Linked DNA regions of Homo sapiens: region 1 is linked to region 2. A link is a loop called in an ENCODE intact Hi-C map of the cell type or tissue named here. Cell type or tissue: Caco-2. All regions are shown on one strand. Links, peaks and the distances in the headings refer to the core of each region. The heading gives the core; the rest is flanking DNA.

What was found. Hi-C counts contacts between places; a loop is a spot of excess contacts. Peaks named below come from ENCODE experiments on the same cell type or tissue, not always from the same donor. Only the 100,000 strongest peaks of a DNase experiment are listed, where the experiment ranks them.
Region 1: a loop joins it to region 2, with 6 times the contacts of the local background. A loop is called at or near these places in 2 of 110 quality-filtered maps.

The regions. Positions count from the first base shown.
Region 1 is chr4:103,421,286-103,431,301 of GRCh38, reverse strand. LINC02428 (long intergenic non-protein coding RNA 2428) reads right to left here and starts at 6,260. Exons shown (of 4, transcript NR_125925.1): 1 at 6,117-6,260. RefSeq lists an enhancer at 6,031-6,532. In Caco-2, for the core only: no CTCF peak of the experiment used is centred there; no DNase peak of the experiment used is centred there.
Region 2 is chr4:103,356,590-103,366,605 of GRCh38, reverse strand. No RefSeq gene overlaps it. Among named protein-coding and RNA genes, the nearest start is that of LINC02428, 63 kb to the left of the region's middle. In Caco-2, for the core only: no CTCF peak of the experiment used is centred there; a DNase peak (open chromatin) is centred at 4,485.

The DNA of each region.
Region 1 (10,016 bases), core at 1,058-9,057, 64 kb before region 2:
GAAATGCTAAACAATTATGCTTGAGCTAACAATAGTAAAACCTACACTAATTACATTTTATTATTACAACAATTGTTTATTGCCTCTTATGCCCTGTCTAGCCCAAGACCTCCATAATCAGGACTCTAGGGTCAACTATATTTCCCTCTCCTCTCTCAGCGTAAGTCATCCAACCAAATCCAATCATTCTCTTAATGTCTATATACCACACTAATGCCCACTGATGTCTCTGATTTTGCTTACATGATTTCTGCTATTGCTTCTTTGTCTATTCAAAACCTACTCATTTTCATTGTCCAGCTTAAATCCAATTTTCTCCACAAATTTTCTAGAACCAGCCCAATCAACTCACCCATCTCAAAGCCACTATTATTTAAGCCCTTAAGTATATATTGCCTTGTATCAGTCCCTCTTTGTATCTTTGTATTTTGTGCATTTTTCTCACCTCTTCAAATAGGTTAGAGATTCATAGTTGTTAAAGACTTACTTTTCCTGTGTATGACACACAATGCAATTCCAAATTTTGAGTCATATTGTAGGTGCCAAATAAATATCTGATCATTAATTGAGAAGATGTTCTAAACATTGTAGGTTCATAAACCACGTGAAATATTTATTTACCTGTATACTAGCTATACGTTTCAAAACTGATGCATAAAATTATATCAACAGACTTTTGATGAGAACTAAAAGGTACAAATGCTAAATTTTATGAAGGAAAGAAAGAATCTGTAAATCCAATATATTTCTGTGTTTTGTATCACAATGTGTTACCTATGTTTTTCACTTTTCTTTCCATAGGGAAAAATCAGCAGAGGTGTTTAAAAAGAAGCTAAAAGAATTTTCTGACCTACAAAACTCCCTATTAGCCTCTCTATTATTCTAACCCATCCTTTATTCTATTCTTGGTACCACAGAGTCTTAACATACTAAACTTTTCATAAAATATTATGAAAATTAACATAAAAATACTAATAAAATAAGATTTAGTAATATATGCTACCAATGTGTTTTCCAGGGTTAATATCTGATTCCATTTATATATTAGACATACCTTTGTGGGTAAGTCAATGACCAGGGAAATAAAGGAGATCTTAATCCAGTTCTTCTTTCACAGGTTTTATTTTTATTTTCCTACTTCTGAACAAAGATAAACTTTTCTAGAATTCCTCTGCAAACTCCATCTCATTTTCCCTTCTTCATGTCCTCTACCCCAAATACGAAGAGGAAAATGAATGTGGTAGTTATAATTGTGCTTGCTCTGTGTTGCGGATTTGATTCCAGGGTTCCCATTCCCACCTGTCCTGGTTGTCCAGGCTTACCTAATTCTAATGGTAAGATTGTTGCCATTGGTCAGGAGTATGGAATATTTTAGTAACGTCAATCTCTTTAAATGTACCCAAATCAAGCCAACTACATATAGTTTTTCCAAGGAAAATCAGGCAAGCTTATGTAATCTGTTAATATGTGTTGTAATGTCAGAATACCTCACAAGAAGGTAGACTTTCAATGATAGAGAACTTTGTTTCAACTGTGCTTTGACCATAGTAGTGTCAAAATACAAACACACACACTGTGGCAGCCATGGAGATGTGCTACTCATATCTGTCTTCAAGAAAAAACTTCTTTTTCAGCTTCAAGAAATGCAGTTACTGACAGCTCCCAGCTGTTATTGCCTTCAGTGTCTACCTCGGCTTTCCAGCAGAGGCCACGCTCTTCCCCCACACCCCCCAGCCAATGACTGAGTGTGCTGCAGGTACCAGGACCTAGTCATTTCTGCCAACTGTCAGACTCCCAGCAGGCCTCTTTGATCTGGAGCCCCCTGTTGGTTTGTCGGATACTGACTCGCATCTGCATCGCAGACTGAGGCTCTTCCTGCCCCATCTCGCTCCCCTTCCTCCGGTTTCCTTTTCAGGTGTAAAATTGGCTTCCTCCTCCCTTTGTCTTTCATGGGCATTACCTCCAATAAACTTCTTGGACTGCTAATTGTCTCTCAGCATCTTCTCCTTCAGAGGACCCCAACTGGTGCACACACCAGTATTTTACATTTTACCTTGTAATACTTGAGTTAAAAATAAGTGTGTATAGTATTTATTTTTACACACACACATTTACACATAATCTCATGTACAGCATGAAGCAAATTGAGTATTCTTCAGTTTTTAGGGCAATCTAACTCATCTCAAACTTTATGTAAGTTGCTCCTAAATTTATGACTCTTTTGTTAGGAAAGAAATTATGTCACCTCAACAGAAACTGGATCACAGTGTTCAGATCTGGATAAAGGAAGCACAATAAGCAAACACCTTGCGTTACACAGAAGAAGGTCTGCAGAGTGTTATTTCTTGTAATCACTAGCTATTTTTAGAAGGTTTTTGTTGTTGTGTTTTTGTTTTCATTTTTGTAGGTAAATACAATGCAGTAGATTTTCCTTAGGTTCGTAATAAAATATATATATATATATATTTATTCCCACAGGTCCCTACTGGGAAAATTATACTTTTTGCTCTGAGTCATAGCCATTGTTATTATGAGAAAACTGAAATATACAATATTAAGACAGTTCTGTTCTTTATAAATAGCAATTATTAAAAATGACATGGGAGAATTATGCACTGAACAGAGATCTTGATTAGAAATAGCTATTTTAAATAGAGTGATCAAACTAGATATTTTAAATAGGATGATCAGGGTAGGTGATGAGGAGAAATGTAGTCAAATGAATGTTGTCCTTCAAAGCAGTCATTTTGGGAAAATATAAGTCATTCTGATGAAGCAATTTTTGATGATATAGTTTTGCATGTCACTTTGGGAATTATCACTCAGTTTACAAAATGTTCAAGACAACAAGTAACATTACTATATATTCTCACATTTTTTAAAAAATTCTCAAATATCTGCTATTCTCAAATATCTATTATCATAACAGTTTTTTTGGAGTAGCTCCTAAGTATTTTCAAAAATGAAATACTCCTTCAAAGGGTAAAGATATGCCACATTGGAAGACATGTTTAAAATACACAGTTTCCAAAACAAATCTTAGAAGAGGAATTTCAGAAGTTTCAAACAATGGCAAAATCACTTAAATGAGCTAATAGTTCCCAATTATAAAATTTGAAGGGACGACCTGTATGGATTTTTCCTCTGCTAAAATGTAATCTTCTTAACTCTTAGTGATGAACCATTTATCTTCAGACTCCACTCAAAATATTTAGAGTGCAATTTTTCCAAAATACTGTTATTCAGAAGATACCTAAGCCCTTGAATTTATAAACAACAGTCTATGAACCTGTGCCAAATTTTGTCCTTTCTTAGAAGTAACATTTTTTTAAGATTCCCTCTATCACTGGGCTAACACAGGATTAGATTGTCAAAACAGACTAACATGAATCAGAGGCTTTAACTAGTACCTCAATCTACTAAGTAATTTCAAATAAAAGGATCAGACAAGCAGGGAAAGGACTGGGATGTCAAGAGTAGCTCCCGAAGCCCTTCTTTGCTGGGTCTGGAATACCCTTCTTGTTAAGAAGGGATGAGGTCTCTAATGGAGGCTCAGAGGATTTCATAGCTTAAGAGACATTCTCCAAGCATGAAGCTCATCATCCTAGTTTTGTTTGCCACAGGTAATGCTTAGCCTGACATAATACTGAGGGCATTTTAGAGATAAGACTTTTCCTTCTACCAAATATCATCAATCTTTTTTCCCTAGAGTCTAGTCCATGAAAAGAAGCTCCCTTAACTCCTTCTTCCTGATTACTTAGCATAATGTTAAGGGAGGGAAGAAAAAAAAAATAAAAGAAAACTCTTGAAATACAATCTTCCCATGGTGTTACCAGATCTTGAGGTATGTGATGGTAAAAAAAAAAATAAAATAAAATAAAATTGATACATATCAGTTAACCAAAGATGGCAGGGAGAAACTCTGTGATTACCGTGGTCTGGTAACTAAAAATCACTGTCTGAGTATCTGAGTACATAAACCAATAATTTGTTAATAATCTATGATAGACTGTGGTTCATAAACAAAAATGTCAGCATAATATGTCTGGATGTCAACATGTGTCAATAAAAGCTTTTATAGCAACGTCTATTCTTATAGCCATACTGGATATTAATAAGAAATAGGAAGTTATTTATCTCATTGAAATCTTGTGAAATTTCTTGCAATGACTTTCAAGTTCCCATAAGATCTATTCAGACAACACCCAAAATTGTTCTTTCTCTGACTTTATTTCACTTATTCTATTCTGGCCACATGTACCTCAAGCCTCTTGCACTGCCTGCTTCCCTCCACATAAACTGCTCTTCCTCTGAACATGTGCACAGACATTCCCTCAGGCATTTTTCAGATGAAATTTTCTCAATGGACCTAATCTTATCATGTTTCTTAAAATAGTAACCCATTCCCATTCTCAATTTCACTTAACTCTGCTTTACTTTTTTGTGCATTGTACTTAATACCTTCTACTATATCTTAAAATTAACTCACTCATTTTATTTTTTGCCTCCATCAATAAAAGGTAAGTTCCAAAGGGACAAAGGTTGTTGTCAGTTTTATGTATTTTTATATATATATAAATTTATGTATTATATTACATATTATATTTTTATATATTATATATATAAATACATATATATATATCAGACACTTGAGACAGTTTCTGGCAATAATAGGTGCTCAATAAATACTTCTTGAATGAATGAATATGTCTAAAGACAACAATAATGCAATAAACACAGAGATTAAAAAAGGAAGCACTGAAGAATTTTGAATCTAGTTGAGCAGATATAAGAATATGAAATGTTCAGTAATTAACTAAATTTAAAATCATATAGAAGAGAGTTTAGAAGTCAAGGGTTCAATGCATTCATCTCAATCTATTTGTGATAAAATAAGGCCGCTTAGAATGAAAAGTAATAGGTAAGCCATGTGAGTGTTTTGGCTTGGTTCTAAATCCAAGCTCTACCACTTATTATCTAGGTGAACTTGATGAATCCCTTCGATTTATCTTATCCTTGGCTAATTTACCTATAAAATAGGACAATAATGCCTGTTTTACAGGTTTCTTGGGGCTGCTCAGATGAGATAGTTCATATAAAGTATTGATCCTATCAAATGATTTAATAAAATGGTGACATTATTAAGATTTTTGGAGAGAAATACAGAGGGAAAAGATCTCACTATCAAAAAATATATAGCCTTTTTAAATGCAACAAGGAGGGTCACACATTTTATAGTATGACTTATTTATAAAGAGTTGTAACTCCTTTATTTTGTTCATAAATAATCTCTCCACAAAATAGAAACTCAACTACATTTGTAGTTTAAATTTAGTCCCACACCATAAATTAAAAGGCCATGCAATTTCTATTAACATTTTTATTAATACAAATATTTCATATCCCATATAGCCACCATATTTTCTGTTTCTCTCTCTAACATTGAGGGATATAAAGGGAAAAATGTATGGCTTACATATCCTTGGGTCACAAACAAGCAAGGATATCCCTTATTTCATGCAGACACTCTTGGGGCAATGTCCTTTTTAATCTGGTCACTGCAGCTCTAATGGCTTCTGATAACCCAGGCTCCCCTTGGAATCCTCATGGTTGGTTCTTGGCTTGTGCTCTCATCATAGACCACTGACCCTTGAGTGTTTACCATCTACTCCATCCAGCCTCCTAGCCTGGAATTTTCCACCTGCCTCTGCTAAGGGGTCACCTAAACTCACCAGAAGCTTCCTGATACAAAGCCAGCTGACATAACACACAGAGAGTTAACTGGGTACTCACTCTATCAGACTGTACCACTGTCCTCTAAAGTGAGTTTGTTATACCTTCTTCGTACAAAGTAAGTTAACCATATACACTATATCAGTTTGTCTAAAAAATGCTGGGTTTTATGATCTGGCCCAGTATGATTTCTTTTACTCTCAAAAATATTGCATTCTGGACAGCATACTGGATTGTCACCCAATAAATGGGTAAGCAGTAAAAAGGTCCTTCTCTTGCCATCCCACTTATTTATCTAAAATACCTGTGCCCGGCACCACCCCTTGAAAGACAAAAGCACAGAGAAGGAAATTAAGATGCAAAAACTGGACTGTTTAACTTGCCTCCCTGAGGTCCTCCTCTTCTCCCCTCCCTCTTCCAGACTCCAATCTCCTGCTGAGGTTTTATGACAAACGAAAGTATTTCTTCCACATTTCAGAAGACATCTATGAGCTAAGTCCTTCAGGCTGGATTGCTGGTATAATAATGAAGTAGGTAAACAAATGTTGCTTAATTCCTTCTGTAAACAATAGACTTGCAAAGTCTGTACTATTGCATAATCCTGTTTTTGCATGTGAAAAGCTAACATTTGGCTGTGTGCCTTGCTTTGCCAGGGCTTACTCTGCCCACTGGGTCATATTCCAGGGGCTAAGACTATAATACCTGCGTTACCCACCTTAAAGAGTTCCCTTTTATTAATTTCCTCTTAATGACCTTTTCAATCTTAGATCAATCCAACTGAGATCTCTTTCAAAAAGATTAACTTCAATTACTTAAATCCCAAAGGCAAGAAAGAGTGCTCCCTACATTATAAAGTGAATATGTATTAATGGAAAGATGAAACCAGAACTGAATAGGAGTAAAATTATAAAGAAAGCAACAGTTTGTCTCCAGATTGCTTACACATTTCTGGTCAGCATCTTCCTCAACACTGAGGCATGTTCATTTCCAAATGTCCTTCCTACCATTCCTCAGACAGGTTATTCTTTTTCTTAAGCCATGTATTTTGTTCTTGAAAAATATTCTTGGGTGCCATTTTATCTTTTACTAATATCTGCTCCCCCAAAAAGAAATAACTGGGGAAAATCTAACAAAATAACACAGTCTATGTACAGTATACTAAAAGACCAAGAGAAATATATAATTTTAATAAAAGACAACATAGGGATTTTAGAAATTTATTTTTAAAAATCTGGTTTCTTAGAAAATTGGTTTTGCAAATATAGTCCACTTGAATAATCTTTCTCTAAGAGGCAGAAATCCAGGGGCCTTGGGCATTTCTGTAAAAAGATTTTATCTGCACAACACCTTCACAAATCACACAAACATAACACACACATACACATACACAAAGTTACATAATTACATATCTTTATGCACAAAAAAGTGAGCTGAGTTCTGTGTGTTCTATGTGCCAAGCATTGTGATTACATACATTGATAGATCTAGATATGAGTCAAAACAATAAGAAATTAATAATAATTATTAACATTTTCCAACCACTTAACATGCTTAGCATGGTCATGATATACTTTTATGAGGTGATGTCATTGCATTTTTATAACAAATCTGTGGGATAGGTACCACTGCTATTTATACTTGATGAATGAGGATAAAAAGACTGACAGAAGTTAAATAACTTGCTCAGGATCACACAGCTAATAAGTAGGCCAGCCAGGATTTAAACCCAGACTTTCTGCTTCCAGAACCTGCACTCCCCACCACTAACCTATACTGCTTACCAGAAAGGGAAAAGGAATAAGAAGCAGTCAGTCTAGGAGACAAATATCATGTGCAGGGCTAGAATGCACAGCAGGTAACACACAACCAAGATTCTGAAAGAACTTTCAGGTGAAGAAGCAAGCCTAACATAGCAGTGAAGCTACCCTTCCAGTAGTTCAGCTCTCAGCTCTCCTGTTCTTAAAGAGTCCAAGTCCTGGGTCATTGGTAATGAGAGAATATTGTGGCAGACATTGTCCTTTAGCCAACTCAGAAGTCATTTTGCAACTGCTACTTCCATTGCTGCCCACTTTAGAATTCAGAAAGCTGGATACTCACTTTCCCAGACTCACCGTAATGGGTAGCCATGTGACAGGGTTCTGACCTAAGGGCCACAAGTCGAAAAACAAATACCAGTTTAGAGTTTCCAGGAAAAAATTTATTTGTTGACAAAAAAAAAAAAAAAAAAAAGAAAAACAGAAAATGGCACATTTGCTAGCTCCCTCCAGCCTTAAACATGTGCATAAAGCCAGGAATTGCAGCAGCCACCTTAAGCCCATGAAATGATAAACCTAAAACTAAAAATTACAAGATGAGGATGGTGGAGCAGACATAACAAGGATATGGATTCTGGATGACACCAGAGAGAGGCTAACAACACCCACCATCACCTGCCTAGAGAGTTGTTATGTGAGAAAAATAAACCATATTTCATTAAGCCTCTGTTTCTAGCAGGCATAGGCCTTAATAAATTGGATCAATCTTTATTTCATTTTGTCAGACTAGGATCAACAGAGTTTCAAATAAATGATTAATACATTACTTATTATATCTGCTGCCCTCTTCCACGGGGTAGAGCATTTTGTGAGATTAAAGATATGTCAGTAAGCACAGAAAAAACTTTTGGCACTTAGAGATTCTCTTTATTTTTTACAAGTCAATCTTAGACATATTTTATGGACCTATTTGTACTTCTTCTCCCACAAAACCTTTCAATTTTTTTCCCATCATTTTAAAATTGTGAAAATCAAACAGGTTTATGCCACATTTCAAAATAAAAAGTAAGGAGTGGCTCTTTTCTTTGAAATCAAAAATAACTGAAGATGTCATGTTAAAAATTCCAAATACTTAGGTCACCATGATGATTCAGTGTTCTAGTATATAAACTATCTCATTATTACTTGCAAATATTAAGCATCTACTATGGGTTCATCCTTGGGCTAAGCCATGAATGTAATAAAAAGATTTATAGTCTGTAAAATGATTTTGCTCACTATTTTGTGGCCTCTTCATGTATGTTATATTGTCTCGTGTTAGATAGTGTGGATTTCTGGAACAAAGGTTATAAAACATCAGGAACCATAGGAGTCATCAAAGGCACTTGCTAAGGATGCAGCCTTCTAGCCTCAGCTCTAAATTCTGATTCAGTGAATCTGTGGTAGATCCAGTAATCTGCTTATTTAATAAGCACCCTGGGAAATTATAATGGAATCAGATCCACAGGGTATCATTTGAACAACTGTTCTGAAGAGCAAGAACAATCTTTCTAGTTCTCTTTGCCTAGGATGGTCCCTGATTCTTGGTTTACCAGTTGCTGATGAAAAGTGACGTAGGATTTATATTAGGTTGGTGCAAAAGTAATTGCAGTTTTTGCCATAGCTTTAAAAAAAAATGGCAAAAACCACAGTCACTTTTGCACCAACCTAATACATATAATTTTAAATAAATGAAAGTATGATGTACAGTCATCCCTCGGTATCCATGGGGGATTGGCTCCAGGACCTCTGGAGGATTCCAAATTCCACAGGCGCTCAAGTCTCTTACATAAAATGGCTGAATATTTGCATATAGCCTATGCATATCCTCCCATACACTTTATCTCATCTCTAGATTACTTGTAATACTTGAGACAATGTAAGTGCTATGTAAATAGCTGTTACACTATATTGTTTCAGGAAGAATAAAAAAAAGAAGTCTATCGTACCCATAGCCTCTTTCCTTTCAAAAGGAATGGGAACAACCTACCACCTTAAGCACTGACCTCCCTACTGAAGTCCATATTCTAGCATCCTCCCTTTCTCCTCCACAGAGATTTTCATATGTGTCTTGTGGGTTGAATGAGGTAGAGGTGCAAAATTGTTTATCAGAGAAAGGTAAACCCTTATAAACTCTAGGGAAATTATGTCAATTTTTCTTCTCTTTGATAAAACCTAGGGAAATGATGCCAATTTTTAGTTACTTGGAGGTAGCTTTTGATGCAGAAGTTTTTGCTCCTTAGTTCAGCTAAAATCAGGCTTTTGTCATGTGACCAGGAAAGATTAGGCATGCAGACACATCGAAAGGTGAGGAGAGCAGAATTTATTTTTAAAAAGCTCTCAGTGAAAAAAGAAGAGGTCCTGCTAACATACTCCCACCTCTCAGATTGAATACCAGGCCACCATACACAACTCATGTTTAAAAGAGAAAGACAGCATGAAGTTTTGGGAAATTTGCAGCCTGACCACATAGTAGAAATTAAAAACCCA
Region 2 (10,016 bases), core at 678-8,677:
CAGAGCTCCACATCTACATCTTGTGTGAATCTTTCCTATCTTTTGAGCCCTTATCTATCTCCATCAGATCACGTTAATATGTCTACCCCCAAGTTTTTATTTTACCTGTCCTTGTTACTTGTTAATGGTATAATAGCTTCTAGCCTCTTGTATCAATCAGTATGCTTAGTTACAAGCAGTAAAAATTCTCACTCTATTAAATATTTTTAGTAACTCACAGAATCTCCAGATGAGCCCAGCAATTAGTCATAGAGACTTCCCCACCAGGGAAATGCCCAAATTTGTATCACAAAACTGGTCTTATGAAAACAACATGATGACCACCTGTGGATACAGACACCTTAAAACCTCCAATGCTGCAATGCCAGCCACTGGGTGCTCCTGCTACACCCCTTACTACTGTTGCCTGTTGCTTCTGGAAAGTGAATTCAGAAGTGGCCACCACCTTGCTTCACCAGAACGCATTTTGAGTGGTTCCTCCTTTATCTGAGGATATATACCTGCTTTTCAGAGCTAAGTCAAGGGTCATGCCTACACAGACACAAGGAAGGCTAAGAAGGGAGGTTCTCTAGTGAGAGGTAGATGCAGTCTCCCAAGTTACAAGAAGCTTCAAATATTGGGGTTAGGGTGAGGTAAAAAGGGGAAATGTCTACTATATCCCCATACAATTACTTTAAGAGTTTAGATGGATAAATGGGCAAAAATCCTCTTATTGCTGTATTATATCTGTCAAAGCACCCAGAACAATGTTCTGTATATAATAAAACATAAATGACTAATATTCTAATACAGTAGCAGAACTTCAATAAAAAATAAACAAAATCAAACAATGCCACAGAGAAGAGCTCCAAAAATCCCAGTTGTAAGCAGAGTCCAAATATTACCACAGTCCCTGTAACCTTCTTATTTGTGCTACACCATCTGTGACATTACAAAAATCTAAGCCTACTTAAATGTGGTACAAAATATGTGAAGCAAATTCTCCTTTCAGTAGCTAGCAGTTGCTTGACCGCTTAGCAACATGGAATAATGGAGTGATTAAGGGACTTCATAAAGAATATTGTAGAGCTAAACGGTATTAGGAAGAAGACATCATGTGGCATGCAGAATGCAACCCTTAATAGTAGATTCTCAGACAGCTGGTCACCAGCACCACTGTGAGGAATGACTGGCAAACAGAAGTTCTCTCTTAAATGCAGGCATTCCACCAATGCAGCAATGAAAGACAGATTGAAAACAGACTATATGATATTTGAGTAGGGAAACAGTTATCTTGTTTCCTTCTGTTAGAGCAATTATTTGAATTAGAGAATACTTAGTAGACTTTGAAACTTCATTTCACAAAGTCAGAGCTAATAAAGATACACTGACATGGTATTATTTAGGTGAACAAAAAAGATAGATTTTTATTTTGTGCTAGAAATATTGAAGCGCCCATATTTGAATGAGCTTCCTGCAGCAGGCTATAACCAGGCCAGATGAAGAACAATTATATGACTAGCTTGCTTTTTACTTCTAAGCTTGGATATAAGATTTAATCTGTGCAGAAGCAATTTCAAAAAGTACACATGAAAGAGATTACTATGGCTTTTCTTTTCACACGCAAATCTGTTCAATAAAATCCTAATATCTAGTATCTGGTAAACATTCAGAAAAAATACAAAAAGAAAAGCTCAAAAAAGAAAAAGAACCGTCTATTTAATGGTTTACCCTGTGGTGACAGGATTTCATACACAGCTTTCATAGAATAAAAGACCTGAATAGTGTTGACTAAGACCCTGGAGAAATCTTTCAGTTCTTTTCTTCACATCTTTTTGGAAATGTTTATGATTTCAAGTCATGCCCAAAAAGACAACTATCAAAAATGTTTTTCAAAATGTCTACAATAGGAAAATTCAGTGTCATTCAGTAATGTTTGCTTTGGTCCTGATCAAAATACTAGATTGGAAAAAATGTAGGGATAAATTAAACAACTGAAAGGTGTGGCTCCCCACAACTTGCACATGCCTTAACCTAAAAATATTCCTTTAAATAAAAAGAAGATACAAATAAATACTTTCAAAATCATGCTCTTTTTACAATAATGACAACATTGAATATCCTTTATGCCCGTAAATGGCAGAGACTACTAACAATCCTCTGGAATCCATTTTACTTTCATTCTTTAGGGCTCCTATTCTCACAGGCACTAATTTTTACCTAAACACGTAGCCATTGGTCATAAAAGGAGCATTTCTCAAGCTCCCTCACAGCTGGGCATGGCCACATGACTAAGTATCAGACAATGGAACAGAAGCAGAATGTTTCAGAGCAGCTTCAAGGAACCTTACTTAAACGACAGCCAGTGCAGGCCCTTTTGACCCTTTTTGACCTTGTCCCTTTCTCGTCCCACCATTTGGAATTTACATGTGCTGATCACCATTTCGAACCAAGGAGAAAAAGCCCATTCTCTAGGTGGCAAAGGGGAAATCTAGAAGGAAACTGATTCTTTGTCCTATCTGCTCTGAACTTTTACAGGGGAGAGGCCAATCTTTCTGTTTAAATGAGTGCTATTGTGGGTCTGAATTACTTAAAGGCAAACCTAAGTCTTTATACACACACACACTGATACAATGTGTGCAGCAGCTGCTACTAGCAGCCTACTCAATATCCCTTCTCCTCTTGTTTCATAATAAAAAAGAATCACAATTATTTTGCAGAAACAATTTTCCTAGAACTCTGAAAAAGATCGTAATTGGCCAACTATATTCATGTCATTTCCATCATCATTCCAATATGCCACATATTCACTTTCTCAGCCTTCTTGGCACAAATTTGCCAAAGGAGTCAGGTCTGACCAAGGGGTAGAGAAGATTGTGGAATTATTTTTCTCCTTGATGAAAGGAAGTGTCTTTTCTTCATTTAGTCATTTCCTACTACCTGCAATGCCCTTGTACAAAGATGTGGCACTTGGGGCTGTGGCAGCCATCTTATAACCACAAGACAAGAAACTTCCTGGGAAAACAGGCAACAGGTAAGAAGTAGCAGGGGGAAGGGGGCTGGGTCCTACAGCCCTCAGCCATCCCACCAACCCTGGGATCACTGATCTTCAGGCTTCTTGATTATGTGACATAAGAAAAGGTTTTAAATCATTAAGTCACCATTAGTCATATATTCAATTACAGCAGGAAGCATCTTCTAACTAATATATTTTAATACATCTGTATGAAAAAAATGTAAAGTGACCTGTAGAGATTGAGATAACAAGTGGACTAACTTTTATATGCTTTGTAATGATAGGATTTGTTCACAGCAAATATAAATTACATTGTAATAAAAATAATAATTTTATTAAAAAGAATAAAGTCACAGTACTTCTTTAAATATTTGTTTAAATATCTTTGGTATGTTGCTTGAAATACTCTGTTTAAATTATCTTTATAGTTGAATTACATATTTGGATACAATGTACACTATTCAGGCGATGGGTACACTAAAAGCCTAGACTTCACCACTATCAAATCCATCCATGAAACTAAAAGCCACTTGTACCTCTAAATCTATTGAAGTTTTTAAAAATTATCTTTATAATTGAAAATAAGCATTTTTGCATGTTTTATTCTCATAGGTACTGTATCTTAACTCACAATCATTTTGTTAATAAATATTGATTTAATACATGGGTTATTTTATTTTATATTTTAATACTTACAAGTTTTGAAATAAAATCCATGTTACAGAGAGTATATTTTATGACTACCTACTTAAAAATATATATTAGCAAAAATAAGTACAAGATTCAAGACATACAGGTAAGAAATTAGGAAATCTAAGTTAATGGTTCAAAGAGAGGAAGAAAGTGTCTGAAATACAGCCTTTCTAGGGTAAGAAATAGTACAAAAGTAAGATAAAAGTAAAATACCTACAAAAGTAGATAAAAAAATTTATCTTACCCTACAAAAGTGAGATAAAATTGTGGTACTATAGATTATATTAGGGTGAGGCAGGAAGTAGAAGGTAGCCAGGAATGGAAAAGGGAAGAGAGAACAGTCTATACTTGCTTATAAGTACCTGGTTTAAGCCAGAAGAAAGCAAACTGATCAATAGCTAACTAAAATATCGAGAAGAATGAGAGCCAAAAACAGATAAAATTGTGCATGAGGATTAAGAAGAGAAACTGGAGAGGTGGTAAGAAATAGATATGAGATAGCCTGATGTTGTTAGAGTATGCAGATAGCCAGACATGAGCAGGAGGGGGACCACTTGAGAAAGGAAAGGTCTGGAGAGTCTCAGACCCAAGGGACCACCCAAAATTTTCATAGCAATAGAATCTCTAATGCTGGAGGGGGTGGGCAAGAAGGAGAGGAAGTACCTAGGCAGAAAGAAATGCCCTGGAATTCCTTTTAAGATGCCCCAGTAATCATTCACTCTGCAGTGAAAATGTCACAATGTCAGTAGGTACATGCTGATAAGGACAGAAAGAGGGCAAAAGGGGACATTCCTAAGAGGTACACTGGTGCCACAAGTACACAGGAGAGCAAGGGAGGACATTCCTAAGAGATATTCAGGTGCAATAGATAGATATTTGACTGCCATACAACCTTCCTGGAGTGGCAGTAATGAGCAGGGATGCCATTAAGCAAGATTCATATTGATCACCAACTTGTGCATGGGTATTAACAAACATATTGAAGAATCCCACCAGCATAGGCAGGAAAAAAAGTGGAGACTTAAAGCAGAAGCAGGAAAAGTAGACAAAGGAAAAAGGTGGAGACTTACTTAAGACAGAAGTGGGAACTTGAAAGGGAGCTCTACATGTTAAAACTCACAGAACAGGACCCTCGAAGATGTTTTCCTGCAGGATCAGCCCACTCTTGTCTGGGAGAATACTTACTTTGTCCTACAACAAGCTCTTTCTCCCTATTTCCTTTCATTAAAGCTTTCTCTCATCTTTAAATCTTCTCTTGCCTGAAATCTTTCTCCCAAGTTGACAAGAACTGGGAACTTTCACTAACAACGTGAGGCAATGTTCAGAGAAGTCTAAGAGCAGAACAGGAATTAATTACACAAATATGACCCATCTAACACATTCATGTCTGTGCATCTTATTGCACCTCAAAAAACTGGGAGCACAGTTTAGTAAATTTAATTTTTAAATAACTTATACATGTGCAGTGTGTAAAATCCAAAAAGTGCAAAAGGGTAGAAAGTAAAATATAAGTCCTTATATTAGTCCATTCAAGAAATACCTGAAACTGGGCATTTTATAAAGAAAAGAGGTTTAATTGGCTCATGGTCCCACAGGCTGTACTGGAAACATGTCTGGGGAGGCCTCAGGAAACTTACAATTATGGCAGAAGAGGAAGGAGGCATCTCTTACATGGCTGAAACAGGAGGAAGAGCACGGGGGAGGTGCCACACATTTCACACTTTTAAACAACCAGATCTCATGAGAACTCACTATGACAAGAACAGCAAGGGGGAAGTCCACCCCCATGATCCAGTAACCTCCCACCAGCCCCCTCCTCCAACACTGAGGATTACAATTTGACATGAGATTTGGGTAGTTACACAGATTCAAACCATATCATTCTGCCCCTGGCCCCTATCAAATCTCATGTCCTTCTCACACAGCAAAATACAATCAACCTTTCCCAGTGATCCCCTAAGTCTTAACTCATTCCAGCATTAACTCAAAAGTTCACAGTCCAAAGTCTCATCTGAGACAAGGCAAGTCTCTTCTCCATATGAACCTATAAAATCGAAAACAAGTTAGTTACTTCCAAGATACAATGAGAGTACAGGCATTGGCTAAATACTCCTGTCCCAAAAGGGAGAAATCAGCCAAAATGAAAGGGCTACAGGCCCCATGCAAGTCCAAAACCTGGCAAGGCAGTCATTAAATCTTAAAGGTCCAAAATAATTTCCTTTGACTTCATGTCTCACATCCAGACCACACTGATGCAAGAGGTGGTCTCCCAAAACCTTGGACAGCTACACCCCTGTGGCTCTGCAGAGCACAGCCCCTACAGCTGCTTTCACAACTGGTACTGAGTGCCTGTGGCTTTTCCAGGTGCACAATGCAAGCTGTCAGGGGATCTACCATTCTGGGGTCTGGAGAACAGTGACCTTCTGCTCACAGCTCCACTAGGCAGTGCTCCACTGGGGACTCTGTGTGGGGGTTCCAATGCCACATTTCCCCTCCATGCTGCCTTAGTAGAGGTTCTCCATGAGCACTCTGCCCCTGCAGCAGACTTCTGCCTGGACATCCAGGCATTTCCATATATCTTCTGAAATTTAGGCAGAGGCTCCCAAGCCTCAACTCTTGCCCTCTGGGCACACACAAGCTTAATACCACATTGAAGCCACCAATGTTTATGGCTTACACCCTCTGAAGCAGCAGCCTGAGACATATCTGGGGCCCTTTTAGCCACAGCTGGAGCTGGCATGTCTAGGACGCAGAGATCAGTGTCCCGAGGTTGCACAGGGGAGCAGGGACCTGGGCCTGGCCCATGAAACCATTCTTTCCTCCTATGCCTCCAGGCCTGTGAATGGGAGGGGCTGCTGTGAAGTTCTCTGAAATGCCTTTGAGGCATTTTCCCCATTGTCTTGGCTATTAACATTGCACTCCTCTTTACTTATGCAAATTTCTGCCACTGGTTTGAATTCCTCTCCAGAAAATGGGTTTTTCTCTTCCACCTAAAGAAGAGGCTGCAATTTTCTAAACTTTTATGCTCTGCTTCCCTTTTAAATATAAGTTCCAGATTCAGATCATCTCTCTTCACATGCATATGACCATATGCTGTTAGAAACGGCCAGGCCAAATCTTGAACACTTTGCTGCTTAGAAATTTCTTCTGTCAGATACCCTAAATCATCACTCTCAAATTCAAAGTTTGACAGGTCCCTGGAGCAGAGGCACACTGCTGCCAGTCTCTTTGCTAAAGCATAACAAGAGTGACTTTTACTCTAGCTCCCAACAAGTTCCTCATCTCGGAGACCACATCAGCCTGGACTTCACTATCCATATCACTATCAGCATTTCAGTCACAACCATTCAAAAAGTCTCTAGAAACTTCCTTCATCTTTCTATCTTTTTCGGAGCCCTCCAAACTGTTCCAACCTCCGCCTATTACCCAGTTCCAAAGCTGTTTCCACGTTTTCAGGTATCTTTATAGTGACACCTTACTCCTGGTACCAATTTTCTTTGTTAATCCATTGTCACACTGCAGTGAAGAAAAACCTGAAACTGAGTAATTTATAAAGAAAAGTGATTTAATTGGCTCATGGTTCTGTAGGCTTTATAGGAAGCCTGGATGGGGAGGCATCAGGAAACTTATAATTATGGCAGAAGGCAAAGAGGAAGGAGGAACATGTTACATGGCTAGAGCAGGAGGAGGAAAGGGATGTGCCACACACTTTCAAACTTTTAAGTGAGATTTCATGAGAACTCAATATTATGAGAACAGCAAGGGGGAAGTCCACCTCCATAATTCAGTCACCTCCCACCAGGCCCCTCCTCCACTGAGGATTATAATTCAACATGAGGTTTGGGTGGGGACGCAAATTCAAACTACGTTAGTCCTCTTCCCTTCCTGTCTCAAAGCCACCTAGGTGTTTTCCTAGCAGCAACAACCAGTACTAGTTTCTTGTGTCTATCAAGAAATACTCTTAAGGACACAACTGGGGGCAGTGGGGGAGGGGAACAGAAATTTTTAGAATTGGAATTTGGAGTAAGATTTAAACAAATTAACAATTATTTGTAGTTCATGAATTGGAAGACTTAATATTAAGATGATGATACTCCCAAATTGATGTATTGATCTACAAGTTCAATACAATCCGAGTCAAAAATCTCAGCTGCTTTTTTTTTTTTTTTTTTTTTGCAAAAATTGACAAGCTGATCCTAAAATTCACATGGAATTGCAAAGGGACACAAAATAGCCAAAACAGTCTTGAAATGAAGAACAAAGTTGGAGACCTCACACTGATTTCAAAGCTTACTACAAAGCTATTGTAATTAAAACCAGAGCTATTGTAATTAAAATGTGGCATTTGTCTAAAGGTAGACATATCAATGAACTATAATCAGGAATTCAGAAATAAATCCTTACATTTACATTCAAGGGATTTTCTAAAACGATGCCAAGGCAAGTAAAATAGACATGAGGATCCTTTTGGAGAAACGAAAATATTCTAAAATTGCGAGGATAGTTGCATAGCTCTGTGGCATTACTAAAATTCATTGAATTGTACACTTGTAATTGTTAAATATTTTGGTATGTATGTTGTACCTCAAATAAAGGTGTTTAAAAATAAAAACATAATTTGTTTTATTTAAGTATTAGACATTAAATTACATTTTAATCTTATGTTTAAAATTTTAAAGAGTGCATGTTTAATGATATTGTTGACACCTGTGAAAATAATAAGGGTCTATTATTTTAGAGACAGAAAGTGAGAAAAGATGATCAGTTATGACATTGAAGCCATTTAGGTAATGGGATTAGTGCCTTATAAAAAAGGCCTTAGGGAGCTTATTAGCACTTTCCCTCTTCTGCCATGTGAGGATGCAGAAAGAAGGTGATATCTATAAGGAACAGGTCCATACAGGACACCACATCTGCTGGTGCCTTGATCTTGGACTTCCCAGTCTCCAGAACTGTAAGCAATAAATTCTGATTATAAATTACCAGTCAAAGGTATGTTGTTATAGCAGCCTAAATGGACTAAGGCACTCATTAAATATTAAATATATTACTCATTAAAGTAATATATTCATTTCTGCTTTTCTCAGCTAGTGTGATGTGCAGAATTTGTGAATATCTAGAGAGAACAATCAAGATGTTACTAGAATTGGAAAATGATTTATCATTGGAAGCATGATTGCATCTTGCTTCAAGCAAAATTAGTGGTCTATATCCCAGAGTCAATTTAGGCATATTTTGTGAAGGAATTTTTTTTATTCATTTAAATTGTGATTTTATTTCAAAAACTGATTTATCCTGTAAGGAATTATCTACAGTAATTTTTCTGTGTGTATCCACTCTATGATAAGAAAATATTGATGGTATGAAATCAGGAAATATCTACTTAATTTCAATTTTAAAACTCAGATGTACAAAAGGATACTCATTTTTTTTGTTAGGTTGGCTATTTTTATTTCATATGTTTCTGCTTACTTGTTGCAATGCTTGGGGAATCTTTCTGGAAGGCTGATTATGGTACTATGAGCCTAGATGTACCATACACACAAAACCTTTCCAGGCTTTTGCCATGTTTCTTAGAGAACCACTGCAGAGATTGGAGAGAAAACGTTGCCTCCCTACTCCCTGCTACAGCCAGGAGAACTCTATTTTTATATTTGATATTAGTTGTAGAGGTTAAGCATGTGTTTTTTATCATTGCTAAAACAAAGTACCAAACCTTAGTAGATTAAAACAACTCAGATTTATTATTTATAGTTCTGGTGGTTGGAAGTCGATAATGGGTCTCATTGGGCTAAAAGTTTGGCAGGGATGTGTTCATACTAGGAGTCCTAGGGAAGAATCCTTTTTCTTGCCTTTCCCAGCTTCTAGAAGCTGCTGTTTTATGGCGAAGCATGTTGTCTATCTCCATAAATTTTCTATGTGCACTTGAAAATACCTCTGTATTTTTGGAGGGCAGGGTCCTGCTGTGGATTGAACCTGTCCCCCAAAGTTCATGTGTTGGGAACTCAGTCCCCAATGCAATAGTGTTGAGAGGTGGGATCTTTAAGAGGTGATTAGGCCATGAGGGCATGATTATAATGATTAATATCACTTTTGAGGGAATGGGTTTGTTATTGTAAGGGTGAGTTTGGCCCTCTCTTGCTCTCTTGCTTTCTCTCCCTCTGTGATCCTTTCATTTTCTTCCATGGGATGATGAAGTAGAAAGGCCCTCACCTGAGGCCAGCAGCTTGATATTGCACTTTTCAGCCTCCAAACCTGTGAGAAATAAATTTCTTTTCTTTATGAATTCTGGTGTTCTGTTACATCACCACAAAATGGGCTAAAACAA